Linked DNA regions of Homo sapiens: regions 2 and 3 are each linked to region 1. Evidence: chromatin contacts called from ENCODE Hi-C or POLR2A ChIA-PET data. All regions are on one chromosome and are shown on one strand. Each heading gives the region's core, a stretch centred on a gene start or an enhancer-like site at or near the end of the contact. The rest is flanking DNA. Distances are from core to core; before and after follow the strand shown. Region 1 has its middle 19 kb from the start of POC1B-GALNT4. Region 2 has its middle 110 kb from the start of LINC02399. Region 3 overlaps LOC105369890 (a long non-coding RNA gene).

The links. A loop is a pair of places that touch in the nucleus more often than their neighbours do. ChIA-PET counts read pairs that join two places held with the same protein, here RNA polymerase II (POLR2A). Pooled maps may share reads with other maps.
Region 2: a map of Caco-2 shows a loop between it and region 1 (2.8-fold over the local background). The contact joins two enhancer-like sites. A Hi-C loop is called at or near these places in 9 of 168 maps with a recorded cell type or tissue (CD4-positive, alpha-beta T cell, CD4-positive, alpha-beta memory T cell, CD8-positive, alpha-beta T cell and 5 more), 22 of 37 single-sample maps with no recorded cell type and 14 of 50 pooled maps. POLR2A ChIA-PET finds 5 or more read pairs at or near these places in 2 of 52 experiments (activated naive CD4-positive, alpha-beta T cell and naive thymus-derived CD4-positive, alpha-beta T cell).
Region 3: a map of K562 shows a loop between it and region 1 (3-fold over the local background). The contact joins two enhancer-like sites. A Hi-C loop is called at or near these places in 2 of 168 maps with a recorded cell type or tissue (K562 and chondrocyte) and 2 of 50 pooled maps. POLR2A ChIA-PET finds 5 or more read pairs at or near these places in 1 of 52 experiments (OCI-LY7).

What each region holds. Positions count from the first base shown.
Region 1 is chr12:89,543,433-89,547,661 of GRCh38, forward strand. No RefSeq gene overlaps it. Among named protein-coding and RNA genes, the nearest start is that of POC1B-GALNT4, 19 kb to the left of the region's middle. RefSeq lists a silencer at 1,683-1,752. Within about 2 kb of position 1,531, at least 7 of the 41 ENCODE cell types and tissues checked have a DNase peak (open chromatin) inside an H3K27ac peak, as active enhancers do.
Region 2 is chr12:89,839,107-89,843,051 of GRCh38, forward strand. No RefSeq gene overlaps it. Among named protein-coding and RNA genes, the nearest start is that of LINC02399, 110 kb to the right of the region's middle. Within about 2 kb of position 1,550, at least 2 of the 41 ENCODE cell types and tissues checked have a DNase peak (open chromatin) inside an H3K27ac peak, as active enhancers do.
Region 3 is chr12:89,924,198-89,928,728 of GRCh38, forward strand. It overlaps LOC105369890 (a long non-coding RNA gene), which reads left to right. Exons shown (of 13, transcript XR_001749246.2): 3 at 3,203-3,457. Among named protein-coding and RNA genes, the nearest start is that of LINC02399, 21 kb to the right of the region's middle. Within about 2 kb of position 3,079, at least 5 of the 41 ENCODE cell types and tissues checked have a DNase peak (open chromatin) inside an H3K27ac peak, as active enhancers do.

The DNA of each region.
Region 1 (4,229 bases), core at 281-2,780:
GAACCTGGATTTGAGCCCATTGACAAAGGACCACTCTCTGCTCTGTTCTGTTCTCATGCTGCTGGTTTAGTCAGCTGAGTCAAAGGTTGCCTTTGCTTAGAAGGCCTAACAAAACCAGAGCAGGGTCCATGGAAAAGGAGACATGAAAAGGGACATATTTCCTGGTAAGATTTGTATTCATTTAACAATTTTAAGCACATATTTAATAACCAGGCACTCACTACCTGACAAGCTCTGAGCCAGGTGCAGGGTATCCGAGGGAACTAGGAGAGAGGCACTAAGTGCTGTACTAAGAACCTGAATGAGTGCATTTGAGTCCTGGGTCTGCTACATGTGTGACCTAGGAAAAGTCACTTAAATCATTTAACTGTCTCCTCATCTTTAACATATAGATGGTTAAAAAGTACACAGCACTTGGAATAATAAACGGGCAGATTGTTAATGTTGAAGGTGTGAGCTGCTGTTCTTACAACACAATGTCAGCCCTTGAAGCTCTTACAGTAGATGGAAAGATGGAGATGAGTAGGATCTAATTATTGGCCAAGTGCAAAGGAGCTAAAAAGGCCACCCACGCTGCTACTTACTTCAGCAATACCCAAGGAAACAAGGGCAAAAAAAGAGCTCTAGAGGCTCTTCTTGGTCTAGCCCTGCTTTTGAGTTTGGGGCCAAAGCTCTAATTCACTCTAATTCAGGGGTGTTAGCAAGGTTCTTGTCTGGCATTCTAGCTCTGAACAGTTGATACCAGCTTCCTGAACCATGTGTTAAGAGAGATCTCAGACTGCATGTAGAGAACGTATGCCTTGAGAGATAAGTGATGTCTGCCATTGATTGAGGGTGGAGAGGAGGAGCCAAGTGGTTCTAGAACAGTGTCCTTTTGCCTAGAATGTCCCTACAGCAGGAGCAGCTGGGCAAGACTCAGAAGTCCTGATTATAATCACAGATTAAGGTGACCAACTATCCCAGTTTGCCTAGGACTGTTCCAGTTTTAGAACTGAAATTCCTGCAACCCAGAAAACCTCTCAATCTTGGGCACATCCCAATCAGCTTTGCAGGCTTTCTCTATCTGACAATACCAAAAAAAAACAACAACTATGAGCTCTGACTAGAAGAGATTACTCTTTTTGTCTTGGCCAATTTCAGCCTGTGAAAATGCATCTTATTCTGGCCTGTATGTGCCAGCCATATGCCCTCAAATGTTCCCCCACTTCACAATAGCTGACCTCCATACCTCTCTCCTTTCTCAGCTATTTTTCCTGCTGTATCCACTGACGCCTTAGTAGGAAACAGATGGCACCATCAAAGGGTTTAGCTGAAGAGAATTTCATACAGGGATTATTTACAGAGGCGTGGGCAGGGTTAATGGAACCAACAAGAGCTGGGGAGACAGTCAGGGATTAGCTCTTACCACAGGAGGTCTGCAGGGACAAAGGGAGGGGATGCTGTTACCAGCCTGGTAAGAGCTGAAACTGTGCAGGAGAGGTCACTGGGCCTGGGAGCTGGAGCCTCTGTCTCATCTGCGGTGTGGCAGAGAGGAAAGAGGAGGAGGGCATAAAAATCCCTGGCCCGGCTCTCCTCCTGCCCTCTGGCCTCTTGCCAGTAGTTTCTTGCCAGAGTGCAAGGAAAAGCAAATGAAACAACAGGTCTAGTAGAGGGCAGCCTCCCAGGCCGCAGAGCGTGACAGGAAAAGGCAGAGAACAGATCTAAGAATAACCATCCCAGGCCACCCTATTGTCACTCAGCTTCCATTCTAACACTTTACTTAGCCAAAGAAACTCAGGTCCTCAACACAGGGAAAACATAGTCTCATCAGCTACTGTATCACTGAGTGATGATGTATTTCAGTCATATTACTTCCTGGACCCTAAACTGTAACTTTAGTCACCACCAGGATGCAAGGCAGCAAAGAAAGGTAAAAAAATAAATAACTATCATACTACAGCTCCACATCTAAGCATTTCTAATCTAATAATCCTGACTTCCTCCTCCCAGCACTCGTTCCATAATTCTTTACCCTCACCTAGCATCTTGACAGTTAAGGTGTCTTACTTGATGGGGTGAGCCAAACCTTCCTTGCCACAGGATCCGGGTGGTTCCATCTTTGTTGAGTTGCTGCCGTTTCTCATTGGCCATTACTACTGGACATGGGAGTGCAATGAATCCCATGGGCTCTAGATACAGTGTTGTTTCCATGTGATAGCAAAAATCCCAATTTCTCCTTGATAATCAAAATTAATCATACCAGTCCATACAAACAGCCAATGCTCTGCCTTTGATCAGTGTTGTGAACAACCTGAAATGTTGAAGGGGCATTCTCAGTGTTTCCTAGTAGAAATATATCTCCCCCTTGGGCACAAGAACCTCACGCCCATTAGATGCAATGTTTTAGGGACAAGAAGACAGTATTATTGAAGTGGGTTATTACTCATCCTGAGTTCCCAGAGCCATGTATTCAACACCATGTATCAACCACTGATCTGACCACTTATAGGACAGCACCCCAACTTCACAAGATGTTGTCTCCCAGCAGGCTCCATAAATGAGCCTTCGATAGGACATTTCATCATTCCATCAATCTAGCTGCTTCCAGGTAAGAACAATGAATTCTACGATGTGAGCGTAATACCACAGCTGTTTCACTGTAAATGAGTTCCTTGATCAGTGACAATGCTGTGTGTGACACCATGGGGATGAATAAGGCAGCCTATCAACCACATATGGTAGTGCTGGCGGAAGCAACATGCACAGGAAAGGGAAGTTACTCTCCAGTATATGTAATTATTCCCATGAAGACAAATTCCTGCCCCTTCCATAATGTAGTGGTCTGATATTATCAACCTGGGTGGCTGATACTTCCAAGAAATAGTGCCAAATAAGGGTTCAGTGTTGCCTTCCGTTTTAGAAATCTGGGCACTCAGCAGTGACAGTGGCAGATCAGCTGTGATGTGAGGAAGTCCATGTTTATTTATTTCATTGCCTCTGTTCCTATTCCCATGGCCACTTTGTACATGAGACATTTACCCAAGCACAAACATGGCCAGTGTCTTAGCATGCTCAACTGCTTTAACAAAACGCCGTAAACTGGGTTGTTTATAAACAGCAGAAATTTATTTCTCACAATTTTGGAGGCTGGGAAGTTCAAGATCAAGGTTCTAGCAGACTCTGCGTCTGGTGAGAGCCTATTTCCTGGTTCACAGAGGGCCACCTTCTGTGTCTTCATATGGTGGAAAGGGCTATGCAGCTCTCTGGGATTTCTTTTATAAGGGCACTAATCCCATTCATAAGGGCACTTAACTTCCCTGGGGACTTAACCTCCCAGTGGCCTCACTTCCTAATACCATTCACATTGGTGATTAGGTTTCCACATATGAGTTTTGAAGGGACACAAATATTTAGACCATAGCAGCCAGGGAAGGAGGCTCACTACAACCAAGGGATAGGTCATCTTGGCCACCTCCTCATTTAGCTTTCTGTGAGGTAGATGTCCTCTGGGGGAACATTTATATGCTATTCAAATAGCCTCAAAGACTAGCCATTTTTAGAGGTCCATTATATAACTTCCCTTTAGGTGATCTTGGCACCAACCTTCCAGGTCCCTGATAATTTGACCAACCCATTAGCCCCTGCCTGTGTATTTCAGGAAACCTCAGCTTATCCCTTCTTTCATGTCAGTGGCCAACCAGATGTACTTCCTGAAGTTCTGTCTATGGGAAGATTTTCCTATGGCTTGCAGAGCCACCCCAGACAGATAATTCTTAAACCAGACCAGGCCACTGTCACCCTCTTTTCTCATCAAAGGGTCATAGGGAATACCCGGGGAGACCAGAGGTACGGTTTGAGGGAAAGGCGGGAAGCAGTAAGAAGTCTGACTCATCAGCTTTTGCAGAGAAGAGAAGTGCTGAGAATAGATCTGAGGGTGTGAGGGGATAAAGAATAACAGCTCACCCACGTCTGTGCAGTTCTTTACCCTAAAGTTTAAGTGAAATGATTCTTCATCAAGCTTCTTCTCACTTGATTTAAGAAAATCCTTAGAGATATAACAGCATCAATATTGCAAACCAATAAGGAAACAAAGCAATAGCTTAGCCCTTGACATATATTTCTGATAAGTAATGTATTTCATGGTCTTTCCTAAATGTACATGAGGTAGAAGTAGATATATCCAATGTCTATACTTAATTGATTTTTGCCAGAAAGTCTATCTTGAAATGTGAGCTTCTGATAAATTCCTT
Region 2 (3,945 bases), core at 300-2,799, 300 kb after region 1:
GAGGATTGAGGCCAAATACTCAATGTTCAAACAGAACTACTTGAACAGTAAAATTAAGTAGAAATGAAAAGCTTGAACAGTATATAATTCTTACAGGGAAACTAATTTGAAAGCAATGCAGATTTTTAACTTAAAAGTTTCAGATTTTACTAGAAAAATTTAAGAGAAAATTGCAAAGCCACAAGGTATTTAAAGTTCTTTTCTTTATTGACAGAGTTAAGGAAAAAAGCAGCTCTAAAAATTTGACATTTCTCCTTACTTCATAATCTGAGACTTAAATAACAAGCATCATGAACTTTTGATTCTGTGTTGCTGTTAAGCCCCGATTTAATTACAAGGGCTATTTAAAAATTCACACATTTATGCTGAGTATGAATTACATATGGTTTCTAGACCTGAGAAAAATGAACACAAGGACTATGTACAGTGTCATGGTAGGTAAACTGCCTGTTAATTTTTTTTCCAGATCAGTTTACGTAGTGTAACTATAGCTTTGTTTTATCTACCTTTAAACTCAATTCACCCAACAGTAAAGGATCTGAACTGGTAACACAGTCTAGATGACTGATAAGATAGGATCACGTGGTACAAATGGAGGATTCATTCTCTCTCTCTTTTTTTTAAAAGAAATCTCTTTAGACAGGCATTTGACTCAAAGATACTTTTGCACACCAGAAGCCTAAGGCACAGTTTATAACCCACTGATGACAAAAATAAATTATTTCAAGCTGAGAAACATTTTCTCCCACAGGATAAAGACATTTTATTCATGGACAAAATGTCCTATGGAGGGGATCTTATAATCACATCACTCATTACCATAATCATCAAATATATACAACATCTAGGTCCAATTAATGGAAGATGGGACCATATGGATGTCTGTTACAGTGACGTGGTGAGAAGATTATGGTTTGTGCCTTCAGTCCAAGTGCTTTACAACCATTAAGCTTCTCAGTACCTTTGTGAAATAGGTAAGCAATTTTCTATACCCTGCTTTCCTTTCGTGCCTCAATCTAAGTAAGACTGCTGCTAATGATTATCCTTAAATATATAATGATAACTATGAATTTAAAATGTCTAAGTGTCCTCAGGAGGGACTATATAGCTAATTGTGTGTTTTATGGGATGTCTTAATGAGGAAAAGCACCACATCTCGTCATCATGTCACTTCTGTTGTGTCTTGTTAAAGTGACCTCATTCACAAAGCAAATGCTGAGGCAAAGACAGTTGTTAGTATGAACATACATGAGGATGGCTTCAGTGTCCTCTCACCACCTGCTGCTGAAAGTGGGAGAGAGGAAGTACTTTCAACACAATAGGTCAACTCTGGTGGCTTTGCCCTTGCACTTTCTTTATAGTGACATGTCTTTGGAGTTATAGCCTAGGGAGGAGCTGGCAAGGACAGATAGATGTGACATAACATTAGTTTTGTATTTGTATTTATAGGGATGTCAGGTGTATAAGGGAAGGTGTTGCAAGACAACCAAATAATGCTTTGTTTGGACGTATAAATAGCTGGTGGGGTTTTTGAGTTCAAAGAGAAGATGGAATACACGGTTTTTGTGTAATTTTGTACAGTATTGTGCAATTCAAAGAAATATTGAGACAATTTGGACAGTAAGCATCTGGATGACTACATATTTTGTGGCTTGAGTTTATCTAAAATTTCTACATCTTATACACATAGTGCTCTGTTAGCTAAATTAAATTTGATTCCTGTAGATGTTTACAGCTTTTAACTGTGAGACCTCTGCAAAAATTACTTCTGCCAAATTATACTTTACTGTTGCTGAATTATACTTTACGATTGCCTTGTCTTTCAGAGGGGCATAATGCAATAAAAAGGTGGATAATATCACTTCTGTTTTCTTTATACGACTGATATTTAAGACATTATTAATTATGTTTCTTCATGTACCCAACACAATTTTAATATATTCATTTTATAATTTGGTACCAGAAAAATGTGTTTTTTTCAAAGTTTTAATACAAGAATCATGCAGCCTATCATATTTGATTTGTTACCGTGGTTCTCAGGAAGCTTAAAGATAAATAATGATAGTGATGATATGCTCTTTACATAATGAAACAATTTGTTTTATCATTTTTATACACCAGTCAAATCAGGCAGAACTTGATATTTGGGTCATGCAAGACATTATGCTCACTTACACGGACGTATTGACTGTATAACCCATATGCTAGTAAGACCTAAAATGTCTCTTGATTCTGGAAAATAGGTTGGGAAATCTTTTGGCACCAATATGATTAAACCCTACCTGAAGAAAAATGTAAGACAAAAAGAATGAAATTATGGTCCCCTTGCTCATTGATACGACGCAGCGGAGTGTACCCTGGTGGAAAAAACCCTGGATTTAGACACAGAATGACTTGAAATAGCTCTTCTACTTTTTTATCTGTATGATTCAGGGCATGTTGTTAGCATTCTTGAATTTCAGTATTCTATTTGTGGATTATGTAAAGCTCTTAAAGAGGTGCCTAGCACAAAGTAGGTATTCAATAACTTGACTTGAAGCATTGACTATTATTATTTTTAATATCCTTTTAAATAATAACTGTTTGTTGGCTTAAACTAGATAATACTAGTTAAAACCTGAAAACAAATACATCTAAATAATTCCATAAGATGCAAAAAAAATTAATGAACTATTGAACATTTTCTATTTGAACGTAGAGGTTTTACAAACATTCCACTATGTATATTAAAACATTATAAAAAGGGACTTAATAATTTTTTTTTTTACTTGGATAACATGGAAGTCTAAGATATGTGTAAAATTTCATTTTGAGTTTAATACTTTTTTTTTTAAGAATGCAAAAACTATGATCCCAGTTTTAACAGGACAAAATTTTAATATTTAAAATTGATAGAAGTCAAACAATGAGTTATAATTAAGGAATATCCTAAGGTTTAATAGTTCTACAAATCCAGAAACTACAGTACTAATTTTTGTTGTTTACATGTCTATATGTAGTTAGAACCACCAATTTACAAATATTTTATCCTCTAAAACTTTGCTTGTAACTCGCTTGTTTGAAACCCAGAGTGAAATTTCTTATAGAAAACATATTGTAAATACTGGCTTGTTTTCAGTTTATCCCCCTTCCCAAAGCTGATTTAATCTGTAATAATAAAGCTGAAGTTTTATGTTTTCAATAAAAGGCAGAAAACAATACTCTGCAACATCTTTTAATTTTAAAGCTAACAAAATACATTTAAGCATACAGAATATTCATTAAGCTATTTAATTGAATATTTTTCCATTAGGTAACCTATAATTAAGAAAGATGGAAAGAGAAATACTTATAAAATTTATCTTCAACGTGTTTAATTAGATGTGGGTAAGAAGGCTGGAGGGAAGTTCAGGGCATATTCTGGAGAATTCTGGGCCATTTAATGGTTTTGGAGGTTCAATTCAATGAATATGCTTTTCATGGAACCTGCCTCCAGTGAGACTTTGTGTTGCATATTTTAGTGAAGCCAAAGCTGAATAAAACACCATCTCTGTACTTACACAACAGTGAAGATCAAGTCTAGCTGCATAGCACAGGAAAATTAAAAAGAACATTAGGTTAAACAGAAGTCTATTTCCCTCCTATGAAAGGAGTCTGGAGTGAAGTAGTTGACTGCCAGCTAAGGACTTCAGCTACACCTCCCTTTCTCTTCTGCTGCCTATGGCTCGTCTTCTGTTCCCAAGCCCACCTCATGGTTCAGGATGGGTTCTGGAAATTTAGCTGTCTCATTTGTATCTCAAACAGCAAGAAGACAGAAGGAGCAAGAGATGGACACACTCCTCCTTATAAAGGAAATTTTCTGGAAGTCTTAGAAATACTTTGATTTGTTTTTCATTTGGCCAGAACTTAGCTGCCTGGGTCACTTATATGCATGAGAAACCCGGGGAAATGTGGTCATTTAGCTGC
Region 3 (4,531 bases), core at 1,829-4,328, 380 kb after region 1:
CTCAAATTCCCACTTTGCCACTTTCTGGCTTTGTGGCCTTGAATAAAATATTTACTCAGATTTTTCTTCCTTTTATTTCTTGGTCTGTAAAATGAGGACCAATAATGATTGCTTAACAAGGTTTATGCAGATTAACTAAATGTACTTGGCACATAATAGATGCCTAGTAAAAAGAGAATATCCCTTTACTTGCAGTTGTGAAAGTTCGTATGACATAATTGTATGACTTCTTCTTTTAATAATTCCCCATTTCAAAATCTCAGCTAGTGAAAACATCCAAGGATAAAAGAGCTAAGGAATCAACATTTGTTTATTTTATAGCTGTAATATCACACAACAAATATGCAGTGATTTTTGGTGCGTGATCTTCAAAAAAAATGAAAAAGTGTGAACTAGCAAAAAGTCTCACTATATCTGCTACTTAGTTTTTAAGCTGGGTTTTGAGTTATCTAAGCTACTATAGAAAATGTTCTGAAATTGAGGATTTTTGTAAGAGCCACACAAACTCCTTTTGTAGTTTAAGTGGGTCCTCCCAGTTTTCATTGTAAGATTGAAACTCAGGTGCTGAGGCTGCCTGGTACTTTACCTAAACCTAACCTATATTATTATTGTTCTGTTGGGAGAGTGGTTTAGAAATATAAAATATAGTAGAAAAAGCATTGGTTTCTAGACAAGGCATCCAAATGCATTTCTTGCTTTGTTACTAACTAAATTATGTAATTGATCTTTACTTCTTTGGGCCTAAATTCCTTGTTGGTTCTATATCAGCAGTTCTCAGATGCTGGTCTCAGGACTTGGACTTCATTAGAATTACCAGGGATATATCTTTAAAATCACATTTCCGAACCTACCTTCCACCTTCTGAATCGCTAGGAATGGGGTCAGGAATCTAGGGTTAACAAGCTCTGTAGGTGCTTCTGAGTAGTAACTGGGTTTAGAAACCAGTGAAGTCTTTCCAAATCTTCCTTGCCTGCAGATTTGAAGTCTCTTTCAGATTTTTTACTTTCAACTAGGCTTTTAAGTACTATGGAGGTGGTTGCTCTCCCAGCCTTCAAGTGACAATCTGGGCTATAGGAGAAGCTTAATAAAAAAACAATTTTGTGAATCAAGTAATTTGATTTCCTTGTTGGCATTGAATTCTCTCCTTGGGTAGCCTCCAACTTTCTCAGATATCAATTCTTTCTCAGTTCTTAAGAGAAACAAATTAGCTTTAAAGAATTGTTGCTTAAAGTTTTCCCAAATACATAAGTATTAAAAGTGTATGGCAGTATTCATAACCGATTGTATTACTCCTAATGATATCGTGCCTTGACTTGATTTAGCCCCTGTTCCGATCACATATACCTGTTAAAAATTGCTTTTCAATTGCCTTTGGTTGGAAATGATGTGTTTAATTGATTTTGGGAACTGATTCTATCCTATTAATCTTTGACATGCTATGGTATTAAGTTTTTTAAGCTCTCAAAAGGATAGCTTAAAAAATAAGCTCTTATTGTAGAATATTTAGGGAGCATAAAAAATTATAAGGAGAAGGCTGGGGCGGTGGCTCAGGCCTGTAATCCCAGCACTTTGGGAGGCTGAGGTGGGTGGATCACGAGGTCAGGAGGTCAAGACCAGCCTGGCCAACATGGTGAAACCCCATCTCTACTAAAAACTACAAAAATTAGCTGGGCACAGTGGCAGGTGCCTGTAATCCCAGCTACTCGGTAGGCTGAGGCAGGAGAATTGCTTGAACCCAGGTGGCAAGGTTGCAGTGAGCCGAGATCACGCCACTGCACTCCAGCCTGGGTGACAGAGTGAGACTCCGTTTCAAAAAAAAAGAAAAAAAAATTACAAGGAGAAAAATGGAAATTACCCATAATCTCATTACTCAGAAACAACATTCAATATTTCAGCACATTTTTTCTAGTTATACAAGCATACAAAAAATAAATATTTGGGATATTTTCCAAATATGTAATTTTAATTATTCTTTTTCCACTTAACATTTTATATTGAACATTTTCGTATGTTATTTTTCTTAAAAACAAACAGTTTTAATGGTTATATACTATTTCTATAATATGAATAGACCATAATTCATGCAATCACCTTCTCATTTTTATATGTAGATGGTTTTTAACTTACTGCTCTTATAATAATGCTATAATGAACATTTCCAGAAATGATTCTTATCTGCATTTCTTACTATTACCTTGGCATTTTCTCCTAAACAAGAATTACTGAAACAATCTGAATTTTTAAAGGTTCTTAATATGTATTATAAACTACTTTTCAGAAAATTAAAAAAAATCAATAACAGGACTGAATGAGTCCATTTTTCTTAATACTATTTTTAATAGTTATTGTCATTGAAAACAATCTTTGCTAATTGAAATTCTTGGTGTTCATAACTTGCTTTTCATTAAACATTAGTGAAGTTGAAGAGTTTCCTTACTTGAGTCAATTATATGTCTTATACTGTAAATTGTCTTATAGTCTTTTTCCATCTTTTCCTATTAGATGGTTAAAGCTTTTATGTGTTAATTATATATATATATAAAATTTTTTTTTCAGAGTCTCACTCTGTTGCCCAGGCTGGAGTGCAGTGGTCTGATCTTGGCTCACTGCAACCTCCGCCTCCAGGGTTCAAGTGATTCTCCTGCCTCAGCCTCCTGAGTAGTTGGGATTACAGGTGCCTGCCACCATGCCTGGCTAATTTTTGTATTTTAAGTAGAGACAGGGTTTCACCATGTTGGCCAGGCTGGTCTCGAACTCCTGACCTCAGGTGATCCACCCACCTCAACCTCCCAAAGTGCTGGGATTACAGGCGTGAGCCACCATGCCTGGTCTGTATCGTCCTTTAATGTGATATGGTTGGCAAATATTTTCTAGTTGGCTAGTAGATTTTTAATTTATTTGTGATGATGACAATATTTAATGGTATTAGGAATATTATGTTATTATACTATAGTCCACTATACATAAAGACTTATCTATGGTAAAAAGAGGTGGAAAATCCAGATAGTACAGATCTTTAGTACATTTTAAATTTGTTTACGTGATTCACATGGCTTGACTTTTGACAAACATATGCCTCCTAGAGCTAAAAGAGTCCTCATAGATTGTTTCACTTCCTCTTTCCTGGTAAGCAGGTCACCATGAAGTAAGAGCATGTCTTATCTTTGCATGTCAAGCATTATTTTGTGTTTCACTTTTATAGGAGAAGAAAAAGAGACATTATGTCATTCTTCTGATTGTGAATTTAATTAAAATCCTGATTCCTGGATGGTATCGTGGGCCTATTGAATGAGAATCTCTGGAGCTAGAACTGGAAATCTGCATTTTAACAAATAAGTCTGGTGATTTTTAGCATTCTAACATTGGAGAACTACTGGTGCTGGAGAGTTCAGATGACCAATGGTGAATTTTATCTCACATTACTAGCTTCTTCAGTTTTCTTCCCCTCAGTGCTCAGGTACTCAATTTGCATAATATTAGATTGTACTCTTTATATATTGGTTCAGAAAGGTTTTTAAGTGTGTGCTGTGAATCTGAAGCTAGATGGAAACTCACTCAAAGCAGGAATTGTAATACCCGGTTTTTGTTTTTTTAATCTCCTTAGACAACTTTGCATAGTGCAACAAAGTTATTGACTCATAGAGATTCAAAGTACCAAAGAAAATGAGATACTTAATATTTTAAAAATATAAGCCTATTTTCTGTATGAGAAAATGGAGGTAGAGTTTTAAAGTCTTTCAAAGTTTGTCAGGTTTCATGGTTTTTGATTTATTATTTTTTGAGGTTTTGGATGATGAACCTTGACTGATACTACTCCAGTGATATTTTTAAAAGTATTTTTATAAGATGTTTTAGAGGTGTCTCTTTTGTAGGAAAGAGACATGAGATAGTAAATTAGAATTTTTATTTAATTTAATCCAAGAATTTGAGACAGTACCTCTTCACAGAGAATCAAAAAATAGCTTGATTTAATCTGCAGTGTACCTATCTCTGTGCTTAAAACTGTGGATCTATTTCAATGGAATGGAACACGATCCTTATCCTTGAAGAACTTAACTGTATTTTACTTGCACTTAATTTTTGGCATTGTTTTACATGTTACTTCATATAATTTTACACTCTATAATTATATTTCTGGAACATTTGCATTGCTCTCATCTGCTTTAATAATGCTATTGCTGATTTATATTCATATATAATATCATGTTCTTTTCAAAGCCTATTTATGTATATGGTTCTAGGAGAGCCTCAAGAACTTAGTATAATATTAATAGAATTTTTTGAGTGTTTGATTCATGTGTGACTCTGAGCTTCACATGAATCCCATCACCGAATTATCACAACAATTCTATAAAGTAGGCTGTGTTATTATCATCTCCTATTTACCAGGTGTGAAAACAGAGCTGAACAAAGTTATTTTAAGAGCTGCAGTCTGACTCAAGAGCATACAGTTTACCTTAAGATCCCCTAGTCTAAACCATTAAACACACTGCCTCCTCAGCAGCATAGGTAGTTGCAAAAACAATTGGAC